2 separate regions of the Homo sapiens genome follow, and region 2 is linked to region 1. A link is a contact called in ENCODE Hi-C data. All regions are on one chromosome and are shown on one strand. Each heading gives the region's core, a stretch centred on a gene start or an enhancer-like site at or near the end of the contact. The rest is flanking DNA. Distances are from core to core; before and after follow the strand shown.

Region 1 (7,744 bases), core at 1,686-4,185:
TTTCATCCTAGGAGTGAATGAAAAAACCTAAAGCTCATACTTCATGGGAATCTTTCAATATTCTGACTGAAAACTGGTTATTTGCTCCTCCAACCCAAAGCCATCTAGGAACAGCACTCAGAACAGGAAAAAAAAAAGACAAAAATAATAATTATTCCAAAACGTATTTGAGCAGAAACAAACACAAACATTTGCATTATTAAATGGGCTTGTTCACACCTGCTGAGTAGATATAAGACGATATTTAAGACAAGAGCTAAAAAATAAACCATCCCTTTCTGGTTTTGAGTGACAGCAGAGCAATAAAAATTATTTTCACATTCTTTTCCCTATTGTTAGAAGTAATCATTTGAGTAAATACACTTATCTGTGCTGTAACTATTGAAATGAATCCACTTCAAATATGTATACCACCTTTCTTTTTTATATTTCTAGATATGGTTTCAATATAGACTTTCTGACTTTTATGGTATACATATAGGACAATATTCTATTCTTCTTTCCTTTTAAATACTTACTGTTTCAATTTCAAATAAAAAATCAGCATTCTAGTTTGTACATTTTAGCACAGAAATGTTTACAACCTTCAGCACAATTGCTTTTGTAATTTACTGACTTGGCATTTTGAGGCGTTTTTAACAAATTATGAGAAATAACACCTTCAGAAAGCATGTGACTACTTTGATGCAACTATTTACAATGTATTCATAAGAAGTCATTAACCTGTAGAGTTCTTAGACATGTGGAACCTTTAACAATTATACTAAAGAGTACATACAAAATACAGAGCTATGTAATAATAACTAATTTTAAATCCTGACAAATTAGAAGTTAAGCCTACTATCTGTAAAAATATGTCCTGATTCATTTTTTTAAGTATATACCTGAGCCTTTAAAAAGTATATGCCTTTACAATTGATTTCCAATAAACAATACTGAATAACAAACTACAAGTGACTTTCCTGATTTTTTCACCAGAAATATATAGAAAAAGGAAATCCTATTCTTATTAGAGATTGAAGTACAGTAATTCTGCACGGTATTAAGAACCATAACTATGCCATACAGAAGACAGGACCTGCAACCTAAGAAAAGTTTTATTAAACAGGACAAGACAGTGATCAGGGGCTCAAGTTTTATTTCAATATGCAAAAGTCATCTATTGTAACAGATATTTATTTCATTCCCTACACCACAATTATTTTAGCTATATTTGATATATTTGCTCGTCAGTGAGTACTTACATTGAAACAGGTATTAAGAGTATATAAAATCAGTTTATATATTTTCTCCTGCCTAGAGACTTCACTTTATATATGCTTATAGAACAAAAATTAACTTGAAAGTTTTAAAAAATATTTCTCTGTCGAAGCAAATATCTACTTCTTTTAAAATAGTGTGAGCCTGTGAAAACATGGTATTATGTATTTGACATTTTCCATCTAAAAATACATTATGAAGCAAGCATGCTGGTATTAATAAACCATGTGCTTTCAGAACCCTGAAGTGCTTTTCTATAATTTTGTTGAAAACAGAATAAGATGATATATTTTCCACCATGCTATTAACATAAAGCAAACAAATTTTATGTCATTGCCTTGCCAGCTTGTCTTGATTGGAAAGTGTACAAAAAAAAAAACTTTTAGGAGTTTATAAATATTCGTGACCATAGTCTGGTTTATGAGTTAACAATCCATAAGTAAACATAGATAACTTAGAAAAATTTAGTCAAAAATACATTACAAAAAAGAAAAGAAACCATGTATATTTCCTTTTTCCTTACCCCACCCCCATCATAGTCAGAAAAATCACCCTCCCTTTGCAGGAGGGTACTATCCTTCCTTCCACCACTTTAGTTATCTGAAGGCAAATGAAAATACAATGATCCTTTTCGTTTTCTGATTTAGCTTACAACGCAAACATTTTAACACAAACATAAACTACTGACTTCACGGAAAGCACCAAACAGAAAGAGCAAGATTCACTGACCCATTTGGAAGACAAAGACGACAGAGCGGGAAAGCTCTAAAAATCAGCTTGTGAGGCCTCTGAGAGATATTCTTCTGGCATTTCATCACAGCAGCCCCAGACCAGCTCACCTCCCTAGATACAAGGAGGAGGCACTAAATGGAGCTGTTTATTAAAGCTGCTGTGCTGGATTGCATTAGGAAGCGCGAGCAGACCACCTGGACCTTTCAAGATTGTGACAGTGTTTAATTTGCAGCCTGCCCTTCTGCAGCAGCCAAGACTACTACTACATTTACCGGGCTCAATCACACATTATCTGGGTTAGAAGTCAAGGCACATGTATTTATATATTTATATTTCCCATATGGAGAAAGGGAGAGAGGGAGAGAAAGAGAGAAGGAGAGAGCACAGTCAAAATAAAAATATTGAACAGCATTAGAAAAATATTAACTACTACCTAGGAAACCACACTTGATTCTCTTCTCGCACTTTCTTTCAGAGATCAAAATCCAAAAAGAAAGCAAATTTCTAAAATAGATTTTTAAGAAACATTCAGACCAAATTATAAATTAGATTTATTCTCCAGTGTTTTTGTTGTTGTTTTAGTTTTTGTTTAAAAGGATCGCATTGAAGTTTTAAGCTGAGGTTTCCCTGGTCAGATTTAATGGGTGCCTTTTGCCTTTCGCACTTTCAGCACTACACTGGCAGGTAGCTGAAGATACAGATAGAAAGATGGTACTGTAAATATGAATTATGTGAATCATATGGTGAGACCCTTGTGGAAAAAAGGGGAGTTGAGAAATGGCTGACTCCATACCTGACCAATTACAGCTTGCATGGTCCCCGTGTCCTGCTGCGCTGAGAGATAGCAATCCATCATATGTTGTCTTTGAAAAGGAGAATGGGGGTTTCTGGCATGCATCTGTCAATCAACTTCTGCACTCACAACCATCACCAAAAGCAAGGGGAAAAAAAGTCAAGCTGCTCCACCAAATAGAATGAAACCGTCATGTGACCTCCGGCAGACACGCACACACACATTCACTACCTCCACAGAGCGTAAGAATTTTCTGTAGATATGAAATGACATTGACAAATATCCAATACCAAGTAAATAAAGTGAGACAAACAGCTATTCACCAAAGACAAAAACATGGGCTGTAATCTTCCGCTAAAGGTTTAACAAACCTATGAGGATTGTTTTTAATGCTCTAGAAATCTATGTTTAAAACAAAACAAAAACAAAATGAACTATCTCAAATGAGTGTCCATTAAGACTTTGATTTTTGTGCTATTATATACATTTTTAAAATTACAGTTCATTGCTCTACTTTTCTTAAGGGGTCCCTAATGATTTTATTTTTAAAATCTCTAAATGACCTTTTGATAATATGCAGTTATCTCTGTTGTTTTATATAAGGACACCTTTTCAGAGAAGCTTGAAATGTGAACTGCTACATAACAAACACCCTGATATTTGTGAATTGGAAGTGGACATAGAAAATAATCCGTGTAAATGATGATGACCACTGTAATATAAAATATTCAAAGTGTGTAAATAGCAGTCACTAAACTTTTTATCTTCTGAAAGGTAAGGGATGATTTACTTGCAGCTCATCTAAACTGATGTAATGTGTTTTTAATGTGATGACAAGTATTTTAACTTTCTAAATTTAATTTTAACTATCTGATTCCTCACAATCTAGGGACAGATTGCTAATGCATTATGGGTCAGTTATTGTTAAGGGTGAAAAGAATATAACTTACCAACTTTTTAACCTTCTTAGGCTAAAGATCGGAACCTGACTTTCAAGACAATCCTACAGGTATTGTAAAGTTGCTCTCCAAAAACCCAAACCCATAAACACCATCCGTTAACTTGGTGGCTTTGTGGCAGTGAAGAACATTCGCATTTGCCTACTTTTTTTCTTTTTTTTTTTCATTTGCCTACTTTTTAACTGAAGTTCATTAGTTAGTATACTCTCCCTAACTTTTCAAAACAAATTTATGGGAAAACCTTGTGTTAATATTAAAATGGAGATTTTTTTCAAGGCTCTAAACTGATGACAGGTCGGGTAGCAATGAGAAATATTTAATACAGAATATATACTATTATGTATATTATTGCATAATACCCACGGCTTGAAAATTAATCAAAAGGAACTTCAAGTAAGAAAAAAAAAACAAAACAATTTTCAACATTGTTAAAGAAATCTTTAGGAGCAAAGAATGAAGGACCGAAGCGCGCGCGCACACACACACAAACACACACACACAGACACAGACACACACACAGTTAAATCAGCATCCCCAAATAAAATGAGACCGTGCACCAACTGGGTAGCCCTCCTGGGAGCTGAGGGCTAACTGAGGAAAGGCCCTTCTCAACATCATTAAATGTCCCGTCTGCGCTGAAGTCCTACCCGGGGGTTTCTGCAGTTATCCCAGATCAGAACCTCAGGCTTCCCATCATCTCCTTTGGCCAGGGAAGGGGAGGCCAGGGAAGCCGAGCCTGGAGCATCGACAAGGACTGAGCCAAACTTGCCCGAAACCTGCGGGCTCACAGAGGGCAGGGGGCGCGACTGCTCCTGGCATCGCCTTCTTGGGACCCCGCCTGGGCGGACACTAGACAGAAAGCCAGGTGACGGGACCAGTGGGAAGTTGCGGAGGAGGGGCGAGCTGCAGTCCCAGGCCGCAGCAGCCGCTGAGCAGCCGCCCCCGCTTTCTAATTCTTGGGGGGTTTGCAGCCAAGCCTGGAGCGCACCCCGGCGGCACCGCCCTCCTGGGCGCCCGGGAGCCCCGCGCCCTCCGCCTGCGTCCTCGGACTTAGGCAGCAGAGCCGGTGCGCGGATGGCGTGAGCCCCGGGGTGGTTTTGGCGTCCTGCGTCCTCTGTAGTGCAGCCTGGGTTCCCCACGCGCTGCCACCCGATCGGAGGCTCAACTTCCCCTGGGATCTAAGCTTCTTAAGCGCCTTCCTATGGGGCTGGGGGCTGGGGGTGTGGGTGGAGGTGGGTGGGAGAGGCTGGCCAAGCTGCAGTATGAGGCCGAAGACCTCCTTTGAAGCTCTGTCCCACAAATTATGGTGGTTCCGATTGGCGTAGGGACAACACTCTTTGCTTATATTCCAGTTGTTTACATGACCATCTGGCCTGTATGAATTATAATTATTACTAGCCAGCGTTGATGGGAGGCTGAGCCAGGCACTGTGTCAGACACTTCACAGTATGTTACATGTGAAATAACAACTCAGTGAGGCAGAGATGGTTATTCCCATTTTGCAGATTAGGCTCAAAAAAAAAAAAAAGGTAACAACTCATGATTAATAGGAATATGATTTGAACCTGCTCTGAATCCAAAACTGGAGCCCCTTCATATGAAACCACAGAGTCAAGTAACATTCACAATAGTGACTATCACACATGAAGCACCCACTCTTCCGCACATATTTATGGAACCTGTACTAGGTGCCAAGTACTGTATTGGTGTTAGCGCAAAACAGCACAGATTGCTTTAGAAACATAATAAAAATAAACCAAATGGTTAAAAGATTTATCTGGGGGAATTGTTTGATGCTAGCTGGTGGAACATGCTGACACTTTAGGCACCATAATGCATGGGCTCGGGTTGGGATGGACTCCCTCCCTGACCTCTCAGAGAGTGTGGCCTTGAGAAAGTGCCATTTCTCTGAGTCATGGATTTTGTGTCTTATACCAGTGATAATAATCCCTCAAGGGTAGTGTAAGGATTTGGGGAGATAATGTTTTGTGAAAGCTTATTGAGCTATACTGTGTAAGTGCCCAGCAAGTGTTAGTTATTTTCCCATATGGGAGGTCTATGGAGGGCAGGAAAGATTAATTCTCCTGGGGAAGGGAGGAAGCCTCTATGCAGATGGTGAAAAGATTTGGGTTGTGATATAAACAGAGGGCAGCTCCTGTTCAGGGCAAGGGAAACAGCATGAGCAAACCATCTGTTTCTCCATCAATGTGGGTGGCAGACACTTCTAAGGTTTGATTAATGGAAAACAAATGGGAGAGAATGGGGGTATGCCAACTAATATTGATTCCCATTCCCACAGTAGCATTTTAGGAAAGGAGACTCCTTGAGTGAAATATTCACCATTACCATCATCTCTCTGTTTTCTTACCTCCCATCAAATTTCCATAATATTGTGCATTTTCTGGCCCTCTAAAGCCCACTCCTTGATCGCGAAGCAGCTAGATATGTCCTTTTCCAAGATACTCTTGTAGGCAAGGCAGCAGTGATGGCAAAAGGTCACCGTAAGTCAAACCAAAAGAGGTCCCACCATTGCCCAAAATCCCAGTCCCTAGCTTCTCAGGATAGCGATGTCCTTGATTTCTTAAACCACAGAGGACACTGATAGATAAATGGAGGACTGGGAATCAAGATAAAGTGCAGAAGTTGGTCATCTCCATCTTCCTTTGTTTTGATGAATGTTTTGCAATGTTTAGGGATGAGAAGAGCTAACATACCTGGAGGCTTCTTTAATCCAAGGACCAAAAGCAAAAAAAAAAAAAAAGTGAACAGATGGTTCAAAAAGTCATCAAGACACTCTTACTAGACTTAGTATATTTCTACTTATGCTATCATAACATGTAGATGTAATACAAATCGATATGACATGCCTTTCTCTCTGTTGAGACCTGTTCTTTTTGTTGTAGTTGTTTGCTTTTTTGTTTACGGTTTTACTCTTTTTTTTTTTTCATTTCTCTGTTACTTCTTGCTTTTGCGTACATACCTTTCCTGGTTTTTAAAAGACTAACTTACCATTCCTCTGACTCGTTTTATTTTTCATTTTAAATCTCCCACCCCTAGTTTACTAGACTCCAGTCTTCTTCCTACATTAAGCATCATGGCAGAGCACTCTCTACAGCATGACTCACCACATAGCTGTGTCATCACGTGATTTTTGAGGCTGACATGGGAATCAGATGACGGGGGGACAAGAATCAACATACCCTAATCAAGACTCCTCATTGACTGCCCTTTCCCTTCTTCAGTTGGCTTTGCTTCTGCCCTTCTTTTCAAAGTCAGTTTTTCCTAGAATTTCATATGCTGCCATCAGCCTCTGGAATGATCCATTGCTTTTTCTATTTTTACCCCCACAACACTACATTTTTGTCTACTTTCAAGTTTTGTAGAGCATTTCTCTGGAATGGTCTTTTTAATCACCATCAGTTTCCTTAAGCAACATTAGGGGTCTCTTAATTCCACAGGACATTGACCAGTGTAACTGATCTATAACCTGGGATCTTTTGTTGTTATTTTCATATTTCTAGGGAAGTTGAGGACAGGAAAAATACCCAAAACAGATTGATTATTTTTAAAAGAGAAGGGGAGAAGGGAGGAAACCTCACACATCAAGCCCAGGGACTACAGAGTTGAGAGGGGCTTGACTTGGCTGAGCCAAGGCACCGTTAGTCGTGATGACCTATGATTTACAGTTTTCTTCTACAACATAATTTGGGAGCACTGGTTTTCCCCTGAGAAACAGTGACAAGATATTGCCTTTAAAATGAGCAGCTGAGAAGTTCAAGAGCCTGTTGACTCTGGGCAAGGAAGACCTGTGAATATACTAATGCATTATCAGACCTCCAACTTCGTCATCCTTTCTGCCAGGGGACTTTACCCAGGATAAAAATAGAAAAAGCCAACACATGGAGCCAGTTCCTTAATTTCCATTTGCCCTCTTCATGAAATGTTTTGGCTATAGTTATGCATTTCTAGGTCTTCTAGAATATATTTCTTCTGCTTGAAT
Region 2 (7,744 bases), core at 1,441-3,940, 36 kb before region 1:
TTTCTATATAGATAATCAGTATATATTGCATTATATATAGGTAATCTTATATACATCTATATATAATATAGATATAATGTATCTATACATAATATTATATCTATATATAATATAGATATAATGTATAATATAGATATAATATATAATATAGATATATAATGTATAATATAGATATAATATATATCTATATATTATATATAATATATATAATATATAATATATATCTATATATAATATATATAATATATAATATATATCTATATATTATATATATCTATATATAATATATATCAATATACAATATATAATATATATCTATATATTATATATATCTATATATAATATATAATATATATCTATATATAATATATAATATATATCTATATATAATATATTATATATATCTATATATAATATATTATATATCTATATATAATATATACCTATATAATATATATCTATATATAATATACCATATATAATATATATAATATATCTATATATAATATATAATATATATCTATATGTTATATATCTCTATATAACATAGATATATATAATATATAGATATATAACATAGATATAATATATCTATATATAATATATATCTATATATAACATAGATATATCTATAATGTAGATCTATATAAAACATAGATATATCTATATAAAACATAGATATATCTATAATGTAGATCTATATAAAACATAGATATATCTATATAAAACATAGATATATTATATATATAATAATATATAATATATCTATATAAAACATAGATATAATATATCTATATATAATAATATATATTAGATTATATATTATATATAATAGATATTATATCTAATTTACATATAATATATATCTATTATATATTATACATAATATATTATATAATATATATCTATTATTATATATTATAATATATATTATATCTATTATTATATATAGATATTTATAGATATATCTCTATATAATAGATACCATATCTCTAGATATAATATAGATATATATAATACAGATATATAATATATACATAAAATCAGACCTACACATACCATTAATAGCCATCTTTTTTTAAAAGAGGAAATAAATTCTAAGAATAAGAAATTGTTAGGCATTGATATATTTTTAAAATTCTGCTCCCGAACAAAACAGAATATTCTAACAGAGTTACTGACATAATTTTTTTAAATCCATAAGCAAGATGATAAATATTCTCAGTGGTCATCTGAATGGAGACCACGAGGAGGAAGACGATCATTTATGGTGTACCATCCTTCTGCCCAAAGGCTCTTGTCTCCAACTAATAGAGGAGTCAACAGCAGTAGCAAGAAGGAAGGCACAGCTTCATGGAAACGGTTCCACTTTTGCCAAAAGGAAACTAAGAAGTAGGAGGCGCCATCATTTATTACACCAAGGATGTATTTGTATAGTCAACTGTGAAAAAGAGCTCTCCAGCATTTGTGAGAGAATGATCTGCAGGACCTTTGACATTAGGAGGAAGTCTGGTGGGGAGAAAACAGGAAAAAAAAAATCTTGCAATTTTCTTTCCAGGTCTAAGCTGTCTAAGCTATAGCAACATGTGGAGGTGACAAAAGAAAAAAGATAAATTGACAAAGAATGAAAAAAAATTCAGCTTTTTCTGAATCCATAAGATTCCACACATATTTCACAAGGATTTATCAGGTGAATTAAGACTTGCCTTGCACATAGACGTTCTTAAAACTAACTCAACAATGTTGTCTTTGTATTACCCAAGGCGTAGGAGAAAGATTTAACATTAAAAATTGCTAAACAACATCTAACATGTTATCATTTCTGTAAAATTAATTTTATCCCCTTCTTTTTCAGTATGTTCACCTTCATTTTTATAGTTATAGCATCTGCTCTCCTGAAAACATGCTTTTCCAGTTAGCTGGAAGAGACCTTCATTCACCTGCCATTTCCACACCCTGTCTGAAACAATCTCCTGTGGGAAATGTTCATTTAAAGCTGCTTTCCTACACTGCCAGCATTGGGTTATGCCTCTCTGAAGGTTCTGCTGCTAAACATTGGCTTTTAAGTAACTACTCAAAGACACTCCCAAGAGATGTACAGTTCATTGTTTCATAATGAGTCGCTTCTCCTAGCCAGAAAAGATATTTCCGCCACATCCATATTTGATTTTCTGGAAAATCTATAGTAGGCTAAGCTTCACACATGAGCCAGTAAAAGCTTATTATAAGCCTATGGTTTTTCTTTTTGCAACTCATGAGGACTCTCTCATTCCTCTGAAGGGAAAAAATCTGGAAACAAAGTAACCTGACAAGCTGAGTACATAAATTAAGTGCATAAATTCTTTACGAATAGGGCTCTTGCTAGTATATTTAAAGTAAAATAGTGTTTCTACAGCACACCCAAGGAGTTCATTTTTAAAATGAATGAAATGATGTTGGAAAGATGACATATTACAACTATTTCCTCCACTCATTGACTTACAGCAGCTCCACTCCCTTGGTGTTTATAGACAAATGCCGTTAATAGAAAGGAAGGGACCATGTTTAACATAAATGCTGCCTTCTTTATGCTATGGAACACTGCAAAATATCATTATCATGCCGGAATCAATTGATTATATTATCTCCAGCATTCTAAAAGTCTAAAACTCTACAGAACAAGACATTCTGAATAGTCACCCCATTTTTAAAAAGTACCTATCTAGGGAGGAGCCAAGATGGCCGCATAGGAACAGCTCCAGTCCACAGCTCCCAGCGTGAGCGACGCAGAAGACGGGTGATTTCTGCATTTCCATCTGAGGTACCGGGTTCTTCTCACTAGGGAGTTCCAGACAGTGGGCGCAGGTCAGTGGGTGCGCGCACCGTGCGCGAGCCGAAGCAGGGCGAGGCATTGCCTCACTTGGGAAGCGCAAGGGGTCAGGGAGTTCCCTTTCCGAGTCAAAGAAAGGGGTGACAGACGCACCTGGAAAATCGGGTCACTCCCACCCGAATATTGCGCTTTTCGGACTGGCTTAAAAAACGTGGCACCACAAGATTATATCCCGCACCTGGCTCGGAGGGTCCTACGCCCACAGAGTCTCCCTGATTGCTAGCACAGCAGTCTGAGATCAAACTGCAAGGCGGCAGCGAGGCTGGGGGAGGGGCGCCCGCCATTGCCCAGGCTTGATTAGGTAAACAAAGCAGCCGGGAAGCTCGAACTGGGTGGAGCCCACCACAGCTCAAGGAGGCCTGCCTGCCTCTGTAGGCTCCACCTCTGGGGGCAGGGCACAGACAAACAAAAAGACAGCAGTAGTAACCTCTGCAGACTTAAATGTCCCTGTCTGACAGCTTTGAAGAGAGCAGTGGTTCTCCCAGCACGCAGCTGGAGATCTGAGAACCGGCAGACTGCCTCCTCAAGTGGGTCCCTGACCCCTGACCCCTGAGCAGCCTAACTGGGAGGCACCCCCCAGCAGGGGCACACTGACACCTCACACGGCAGGGTATTCCAACAGACCTGCAGCTGAGGGTCCTGTCTGTTAGAAGGAAAACTAACAAACAGAAAGGACATCCACACCAAAAACCCATCTGTACATCATCATCATCAAAGACCAAAAGTAGATAAAACCACAAAGATGGGGAAAAAAACAGAACAGAAAAACTGGAAACTCTAAAATGCAGAGCGCCTCTCCTCCTCTAAAGGAACACAGTTCCTCACCAGCAACGGAACAAAGCTGGATGGAGAATGACTTTGATGAGCTGAGAGAAGAAGGCTTCAGACGATCAAATTACTCTGAGCTACGGGAGGACATTCAAACCAAAGGCAAAGAAGTTGAAAACTTTGAAAAAAATTTAGAAGAATGTATAACTAGAATAACCAATACAGAGAAGTGCTTAAAGGAGCTGATGGAGCTGAAAACCAAGGCTCGAGAACTACGTGAAGAATGCAGAAGACTCAGGAGCCGATGTGATCAACTGGAAGAAAGGGTATCAGCAATGGAAGATGAAATGAATGAAATGAAGCGAGAAGAGAAGTCTAGAGAAAAAAGAATAAAAAGAAATGAGCAAAGACTCCAAGAAATATGGGACTATGTGAAAAGACCAAATCTACGTCTGATTGGTGTACCTGAAAGTGATGGGGAGAATGGAACCAAGTTGGAAAACACTCTGCAGGATATTATCCAGGAGAACTTCCCCAATCTAGCAAGGCAGGCCAACGTTCAGATTCAGGGAATACAGAGAACACCACAAAGATACTCCTCGAGAAGAGCAACTCCAAGACACATAATTGTCAGTTTCACCAAAGTTGAAATGAAGGAAAAAATGTTAAGGGCAGCCAGAGAGAAAGGTCGGGTTACCCTCAAAGGGAAGCCCATCAGACGAACAGCGGATCTCTCGGCAGAAACCCTACAAGCCAGAAGAGAGTGGGGGCCAATATTCAACATTCTTAAAGAAAAGAATTTTCAACCCAGAATTTCATATCCAGCCAAACTAAGCTTCATAAGTGAAGGAGAAATAAAATACTTTACAGACAAGCAAATGCTGAGAGATTTTGTCACCACCAGGCCTGCCCTACAAGAGCTCCTGAAGGAAGCACTAAACATGGAAAGGAACAACCGGTACCAGCCGCTGCAAAATCATGCCAAAATGTAAAGACCATCGAGACTAGGAAGAAACTGCATCAACTAATGAGCAAAATCACCAGCTAACATCATAATGACAGGATCAAATTCACACATAACAATATTAACTTTAAATGTAAATGGACTAAATGCTCCAATTAAAAGACACAGACTGGCAAATTGGATAAAGAGTCAAGACCCATCAGTGTGCTGTATTCAGGAAACCCATCTCACGTGCAGAGACACACATAGGCTCAAAATAAAAGGATGGAAGAAGATCTACCAAGCAAATGGAAAACAAAAAAAGGCAGGGGTTGCAATCCTAGTCTCTGATAAAACAGACTTTAACCAACAAAGATCAAAAGAGACAAAGAAGGCCATTACATAATGGTAAAGGGATCAATTCAACAAGAAGAGCTAACTATCCTAAATATATATGCACCCAATACAGGAGCACCCAGATTCATAAAGCAAGTCCTGAGTGACCTACAAAGAGACTTAGACTCCCACACATTAATAATGGGAGACTTCAACACCCCACTGTCAACATTAGACAGATCAATGAGACAGAAAGTCAACAAGGATACCCAGGAATTGAACTCAGCTCTGCACCAAGCGGACCTAATAGACATCTACAGAACTCTCCACCCCAAATCAACAGAATATACATTTTTTTCAGCACCACACCACACCTATTCCAAAATTGACCACATACTTGGAAGTAAAGATCTCCTCAGCAAATGTAAAAGAACAGAGATTATAACAAACTATCTCTCAGACCACAGTGCAATCAAACTAGCACTCAGGATTAAGAATCTCACTCAAAACCACTCAACTACATGGAAACTGAACAACCTGCTCCTGAATGACTACTGGGTACATAACGAAATGAAGGCAGAAATAAAGATGTTCTTTGAAACCAACGAGAACAAAGACACAACATACCAGAATCTCTGGGATGCATTCAAAGCAGTGTGTAGAGGGAAATTTATAGCACTAAATGCCCACAAGAGAAAGCAGGAAAGATCCAAAATTGACACCCTAACATCACAATTAAAAGAACTAGAAAAGCAAGAGCAAACACATTCAAAAGCTAGCAGAAGGCAAGAAATAACTAAAATCAGAGCACAACTGAAGGAAATAGAGACACAAAAAACCCTTCAAAAAATTAATGAATCCAGGAGCTGGTTTTTTGAAAGGATCAACAAAATTCATAGACCACTAGCAAGACTAATAAAGAAAAAAAGAGAGAAGAATCAAATAGATGCAATAAAAAATGATAAAGGGGATATCACCACCGATCCCACAGAAATACAAACTACCATCAGAGAATACTACAAACACCTCTACGCAAATAAACTAGAAAATCTAGAAGAAATGGATAAATTCCTCAACACATACACCCTCCCAAGACTAAACCAGGAAGAAGTTGAATCTCTGAATAGACCAATAACAGGATCTGAAATTGTGGCAATAATCAATAGCTTACCAACCAAAAACAGTCCAGGACCAGATGGATTCACAGCCGAATTCTACCAGAGGTAGAAGGAGGAACTGGTACCATTCCTTCTGAAACTATTCCAATCAATAGAAAAAGAGGGAATCCTCCCTAACTCATTTTATGAGGCCAGCATCATTCTGATACCAAAGCCTGGCAGAGACACAACCAAAAAAGAGAATTTTAGACCAGTATCCTTGATGAACATCGATGCAAAAATCCTCAATAAAATACTGGCAAACCGAATCCAGCAGCACATCAAAAAGCTTATCCACCATGATCAAGTGGGCTTCATCCCTGGGATGCAAGGCTGGTTCAATATATGCAAATCAATAAATGTAATCCAGCATATAAACAGAGCCAAAGACAAAAACCACATGATTATCTCAATAGATGCAGAAAAAGCCTTTGACAAAATTCAACAACCCTTCATGCTAAAAACTCTCAATAAATTAGGTATTGATGGGACGTATTTCAAAATAATAAGAGCTGTCTATGATAAACCCACAGCCAATATCATACTGAGTGGGCAAAAACTGGAAGCATTCCCTTTGAAAACTGGCACAAGACAGGGATGCCCTCTCTCACCACTCCTATTCAACATAGTGTTGGAAGTTTTGGCCAGGGCAATTAGGCAGGAGAAGGAAATAAAGGGTATTCAGTTAGGAAAAGAAGAAGTCAGATTGTCCCTGTTTGCAGATGACATGATTGTATATCTAGAAAACCCCATTGTCTCAGCCCAAAATCTCCTTCAGCTGATAAGCAACTTCAGCAAAGTCTCAGGATACAAAATCAATGTACAAAATCACAAGCATTCTTATACACCAACAACAGACAAACAGAGAGCCAAATCATGAGTGAATTCCCATTCACAATTGCTTCAAAGAGAATAAAATACTTAGGAATCCAACTTACAAGGGATGTGAAGGACCTCTTCAAGGAGAACTACAAACCACTGCTCAAGGAAATAAAAGAGGATACAAACAAATGGAAGAACATTCCATGCTCATGGGTAGGAAGAATCAATATCGTGAAAATGACCATACTGCCCAAGGTAATTTACAGATTCAATGCCATCCCCATCAAGCTACCAATGACTTTCTTCACTGAATTGGAAAAAACGACTTTAAAGTTCATATGGAACCAAAAAAGAGCCTGCATCGCCAAGTCAATCCTATGCCAAAAGAACAAAGCTGGAGGCATCATGCTACCTGACTTCAAACTATACTACAAGGCTACAGTAACCAAAACAGCATGGTACTGGTACCAAAACAGAGATATAGATCAATGGAACAGAACAGAGCCCTCAGAAATAACGCCGCATATCTACAACTATCTGATCTTTGACAAACCTGAGAAAAACAAGCAATGGGGAAAGGATTTCCTATTTAATAAATGGTGCTGGGAAAACTGGCTAGCCATATGTAGAAAGCTGAAACTGGATCCCTTCCTTACACCTTATACAAAAATCAATTCAAGATGGATTAAAGACTTAAACGTTAGACCTAAAACCATAAAAACCCTAGAAGAAAACCTAGGCATTACCATTCAGGACATAGGCATGGGCAAGGGCTTCATGTCTAAAACACCAAAAGCAATGGCAACAAAAGCCAAAATTGACAAATGGGATCTAATTAAACTAAAGAGC

What was found. Hi-C counts contacts between places; a loop is a spot of excess contacts on that map.
Region 2: a map with no recorded cell type shows a loop between it and region 1 (4-fold over the local background). The contact joins the promoter of POU6F2-AS2 here to the promoter of POU6F2 in region 1. A Hi-C loop is called at or near these places in 1 of 168 maps with a recorded cell type or tissue (heart right ventricle) and 1 of 37 single-sample maps with no recorded cell type.

Annotation. Positions count from the first base shown.
Region 1 is chr7:38,973,100-38,980,843 of GRCh38, reverse strand. POU6F2 (POU class 6 homeobox 2) reads right to left here and starts at 2,935. Exons shown (of 10, transcript NM_001370959.1): 1 at 2,786-2,935. The coding sequence starts at 2,890. POU6F2-AS2 (POU6F2 antisense RNA 2) reads left to right here. Exons shown (of 7, transcript NR_138047.1): 7 at 1-949.
Region 2 is chr7:39,008,513-39,016,256 of GRCh38, reverse strand. It overlaps POU6F2-AS2 (POU6F2 antisense RNA 2), which reads left to right and starts at 2,690. Exons shown (of 7, transcript NR_138047.1): 1 at 2,690-2,844. The region is part of intron 1 of POU6F2 (POU class 6 homeobox 2); the gene reads right to left.